Linked DNA regions of Mus musculus: region 1 is linked to region 2. The links are chromatin loops, found by intact Hi-C in ENCODE. Cell type or tissue: gastrocnemius. All regions are shown on one strand. Region 1 overlaps Tns1 (tensin 1). Region 2 overlaps Tns1 (tensin 1).

What was found. A loop is a pair of places that touch in the nucleus more often than their neighbours do. Peaks named below come from ENCODE experiments on the same cell type or tissue, not always from the same donor. Only the 100,000 strongest peaks of a DNase experiment are listed, where the experiment ranks them.
Region 1: a loop joins it to region 2, with 4 times the contacts of the local background. A loop is called at or near these places in 24 of 42 quality-filtered maps.

What each region holds. Positions count from the first base shown.
Region 1 is chr1:74,067,630-74,070,129 of GRCm38, reverse strand. Tns1 (tensin 1) reads left to right here. Exons shown (of 33, transcript NM_001289895.2): 3 at 1,484-1,521. Among named protein-coding and RNA genes, the nearest start is that of Gm31637, 27 kb to the left of the region's middle. In gastrocnemius, no CTCF peak of the experiment used is centred here; DNase peaks (open chromatin) are centred at 15 and 1,263; H3K4me3 peaks cover 1,928 bases; H3K27ac peaks cover 2,500 bases.
Region 2 is chr1:74,007,771-74,010,270 of GRCm38, reverse strand. All of the region lies in intron 4 of Tns1 (tensin 1), which reads left to right. Among named protein-coding and RNA genes, the nearest start is that of Gm39664, 22 kb to the left of the region's middle. In gastrocnemius, no CTCF peak of the experiment used is centred here; no DNase peak of the experiment used is centred here; H3K4me3 peaks cover 1,742 bases; H3K27ac peaks cover 2,500 bases.

The DNA of each region.
Region 1 (2,500 bases), 60 kb before region 2:
AGGAGGCAGGGTCAGCTCTCCTGCTGTCCTTGGCCAGCTTACCGACACCCAGAGCCAGCTCTGCTGTGTTGCCTAGTTGGGGCACGGGTCATTGGATGCCTATTAAACTCTTACTGAGTACCAGGTACAGGAACGGTGGGGAGGGACCAATGGTGGTGAGTGTCTATCCGTAGTCTATGGCCAGCAGTGGGGGTGGGGTGGGGGGTGTTCTGGGCTCAAACCAACTGAACTGAGGTTTTCTCAGTCCTAAGATCTCTGTCCTAAGGAAGGCAGGACGGTGGAATACCTTCTGGAAGGGAGGGAGCGGTCACTTAGGGTGGGGAGCCAAGCTCAGGGACTCTGGAAAAGGCAAAGGTAAGTGGAATGTGGACGGCATGGTAAGGCATATGTGCCTACAGGTGATGGCCCTGAGCTGCTCTGTGGGCTGCCAGGGTTGGCACAGACAGCCTTGCTCAGCCCGTGTTGAGTCACACAGCCTGAGCTGGGCCAGGACAGGGTGCCAGTGACCAAGGTGACATCCAGGCTCTACCTTGCTGGCCTGGCTGGATGCGGGGCACTCCAGAGCCTCTATGACTGTGGAGGGGGCCTTTGACCCTCTACAGCCGGGCCAAGTGCTAAGAGCTGGTGGCTGAAGCTGGAAGGGGTGAGGGAAGGCAGGCAGAATAGGAGCAGCTGAGACTTGATTTAGGGTGTTCTCTTGCCTGCTGCCCTGTTTCTGTAACCACTGACCGGGTCCTCCTGTCCCAGTCAACCTAAAGACCAGGAGACCCAAATCAACCCAGAGCCCAGGTCAGAGGCCCTCAGCCACCCCTGGGAAGAGCTCCTGGAACCTCCTACAAGTGCCAAGTGCCCCGGGGGTGGGGCAGCCGAACAGGGGACATTCCTGGCTTCTGGAACCTGATAGGAAATTTGATTCCAGCTTCTGTGGTGGGAGGGAGAGCAAGTTCTCCGTGTGTGTGTGTGTGTGTGTGTGTGTGTGTGTGTGTGTGTGTGTGTGTACTAACATGCAGGAAGGAACTGTGTGTGTGTGTGTGCACATGTGTCCTGTGCCACAGATCCCAGGGTCTCTGCAGCATGGGTGTGTGTGACGCTCCCAGCATGGTGTGTGTGTGTAGGGGAGGGAGGGGGGAGGTCCCAAATTCTGTGTGTGTGCCCGCGGGTGTGCCCGGGCCTCTGGCCTAGGGGAGTGCACGTGTGACAGGCCCGCCTGCTGTCGGGTGTGAGGGGAGAGGCCCCTCGCTCCTCTGTGCCGCTGGCACTAGGCCTGGGTCCCCGCCACCTCAGCCTGGCGGGGCTCCAGCGGACGCCCTCGGGGTACGCACCCGGGCTCCCCATTCTTTCTCCCCACAGTCCCCCCTCCCTTCTTCTCGTCCCCCCCCCCTCCCCCTGGCGGGTGTGGAGGGCCGGGGTGGGAGGAGATTGCGCCTGAGTTTCCATTTCATACCTCGCGGCTAAAAACTTTCTTTCTGTCTCGCTCCCACAGTCTGCAGCTTCTCCTGTCATCGGAAATGCCAGGCCAAGGTAAGGGGCAGCCGGCCGGCCGGGGTAGGGGCGGTCTAGGGCGGGCGGCATAACTGCTCTTTGTTTATGCAAAGCGCGGAGCGAGTGTCAAGGTGAAGGCCAAGGCCGCGGAGGCGCTGGGGGTCCTGGGGTCGCCATGCACTGCCTGCATGGCCCCACTCAGCCAGCCTGGGGTAGCCTGGTCCGTTGCTTGACAGAGAGTGGGAGTGGGGCCGTGGAGTCGGCTGACACGGTGCCACCCATTCTTCATGGGCCAGCTCTCCTTTTGGGTGCTTAGTTTCTCCAGTGCTTCCTGGCGGGCCATGCAGGAGAGGGAAACTGAGGCAAGAAGACGGGAGCGATTGCTGGGCCCTGATTGTTCAAACGTCTTTTCGGCCTGGGCAGAGGGTGGTGGGTCCGCTTTGTGGAGTAATGGGGTGTAGGGAGGTGGGGGGGTGGGGGTGTCATGAGTCTGGAAGGAAACTGCTGGCAGGTGGCTCAGTTCCGTCGCGGGCGGTTAGACCTAACTAGATAGAGCTAGTAAATAGAGACCTACTAGATAGAACTCTCCCTGCTCTTCCCCAGCTTCTGCTCACGGTCGAGGCCGCCCCGCCCCCCTCCTTGCCTTTCGCAGGCCCTTGCTTTATAAATTTGACCTCTTCCAGGAGCCCAGGTGAGAGGGCCATGGAGCCTTCAGCAGGGAGGTTAGGCACAGCGGTGGTGCCTAACTTCCCCCTGCCGTACCCTCCCCCTCCCCCTCCTCCCCGGGCTTTATTTTTTTGTTAGTTGAGTGATGCTATGCATGCTAAGGCTCTAACTGAAGCCCCTTCATCCCAAGGATATGGGGAATAAGAACTCCAAAGCATTGTGAGTGTAGGTGAATTAAAGACTCTTAAGTGCTCAGCTAGGTGCACCAGAAGTGCTCAAACAAACAAACCAAACCAAACAAAAACCTGGTACCAAGGAGCAATTGGGGGCCTGGTTGGGAGGGGAAGGGGCC
Region 2 (2,500 bases):
GCTGAAAGGGGCATGGGTGGCCATCTTTAGAAAATTCTGGAAAATGGAGCCATGCCAGAAGGCAAGCTTGACCTGAGGCTGACTTCCAAAGGGAGGGAGTCTGTGGGCCTGAGCTTCCCAAAGACCCCAGCAGCTGGAGATGGGAGGGGTCATACAGCCCAATTCAAGCACAACCGGAGGTTGTACAGTCCAGAAGGGCTAGGAGCATGAAGCCGCTCTTGAGGTGTTTGGATTTGTTTTCTATTGAACAATAGAACAAAGCAACATTTAGGAGGTGGAGATGGTCATGGGGCTAGTTGGTTTGTGAGGCAGGAAGAGGTTTCAAACATCAGACATGGCCCACCTGGGCTGTCTTGGGATGGGGAACTGATAACTGATGTCTGCTGCTGGAACCCCTCACTAGTCACTAACACCCATTAGGTGTGGGGTGCCAGCGAATGTTCCTTGGGTTTCCTCAGGCCCGCTCACATCCTGTCTTTTCTCAGGGCAGGCAAGTGTCATGGTCCCCAGAGGTCAGAGGTCAAAGCTTCTTTTTGACCACCAGTGGGAGAGGATCCTGCCTGCTTTAGCAGCCTGGTGTTTGGGGCAGAGCTGTGCCCAGGAGGTATAAGTCTGGCCTGGGATGGCTGACCAGGGCACACAGGGTTGCCAGATCAGAAGGCAAGGCAGAGGGAAACCATACCATAGAATGCATCTGTGCCCAACTCTAGACTCTCACCAGGGGGGGCCCTGGGTTTCAGGAGAATAAATGAACTCACTTGTGCTACGCCTTGGAAAGTCTGTTCTCTGTGGCCAGGCTGATTTAGAGGAAGGAGTAGGGGGAGCTCTAGAAGATGGTAGATCACACACCTTGGTACAAATTGCAGAAGCAAGCAAGCAAATATGGTATAAAAGTCAGACAGCCTGCTCTCGCTGGGGGAGAGTAGACCCTGTGATCTTGTGTATAACCTTGGTCTGGACACCTACTTGGTGGCCCTGACTGGCAAGATGGGGATGGGAATGTACTCTGCTGGAGAGGAAAGGGCCAGCTATTGACTCTGGCACTAGAGAGGGAGGGGCCGGGCTTAGAGGAGTTCACAGTCTGGGTGGAGAACAGGACCTTGAGAGCTAAGTACTAAGGGCCATTATGGGTCCTTGAGCAGGCAATTGACCCATGGCAGGGTTTTAGAGTGGGAATCTGCTGCCAGCTGGGGGTGGCTTGACAGGAAGGGGAAGGCAGGTGGAAGGGACTAGGGTAGACATCCAGTAGGGTCTTAGGGTTTCTGGGCCAGATTAGTTCAAGGATGCGGAGGAGGCAAAGCCTTATGGTAGACCTGGTCCTCTGTGGGAGGAGAGCTGTGATCAGAGGGAATACTCAGTATTCTAGCCTGGTCCTGATATGGGGCTGGAGAGGAGGTCCTGGGTGTCCCAGCCTCAGCCCGTGGTGTAGTGCTGGGCCCCTTAGGGTTGGCTTGGAGGAGGGGCTGAGACAGGAAGGGACTTGCTTGGCGCTCCTCTCGGGGGTGTGTGGAAGTCAGCATAGCTTTCCACTTAATCACCAGAGCCTGTTCTTTTCCCCTTGATGGCTGAGTGTGTCTATGAGAGGCAGTGACCTTGGCAGCAATCTACCCTGAACATTTAGGTCAGCGTCCCTGCCACCTGGGCCTCCTGCCTGCCCAGGATCCTGCTTCAGTCCCAGCTGTTCCCGTGCCCATTTTGTTGCCTCTTGTTGCTTTGGGGTGGAGCATAGCAGGGACACAGCTTTGGAGGGCTGACCTGGGCTCACATAGAAGCAAGCACCCTCCGGGAAATTGCCAGAAGAGGAGCCAAATGTTCCTTCTCCAGCCCCTGAGACCTTGACGTAGAATGAAGGCTCAGGAAGCCTGGGCAGGCAGCTGACCCAAAGCAAGCTTTTAAGGTGAGAGTCTCTGGCTTCCTCTGTCACTGCTGCTGCCTATAGGTTGCTGTTGTCATTATCTCTATTGAGAGGATGCCCTCATGGGGATGTTATGAGGCCATGCCTCCAGTATGCAGCCTATTGTCATATTCTGCTAAATGTCCCCAAATGCTATGCCTTGTCCCCCTGCCTCTCAGCACCCAACCCCATATCTACTTATGGTTCTATTTTGGGGAAAAAGTGAGCCCAGAATAGCCTTCCCTGTGTCTTGGGTCTGAGCAATTCCAGTTCCTTCTGGTTGGCCCCTCTGCCTCCCAGGCCCTTCCCCCTCCAAGATAGGTAGTGCTGGGTGACCTCACAGATCATCAATGTGGTGGTAGATGTGATGCCACGGGGTCTTTTTGGCTCCAAACTGCCCAGATTACAGACTTCCCTTGGGACAAGAGCAGAGAGATCTGGCAAGCTAGAGCTGAGGGTTTGAAGTGTTCTGGACAGAATGTTCCTCTGGAGGCTGAGTCTGCACTCTGCACCCTCCCTCTTGCCCCCGAGCCCTGGGCTCAGGCTGGGGCATCCCCAAGCCCCGGCATTTCCTTCCTCTGAACAGCAGCCCACAGATACATTTTT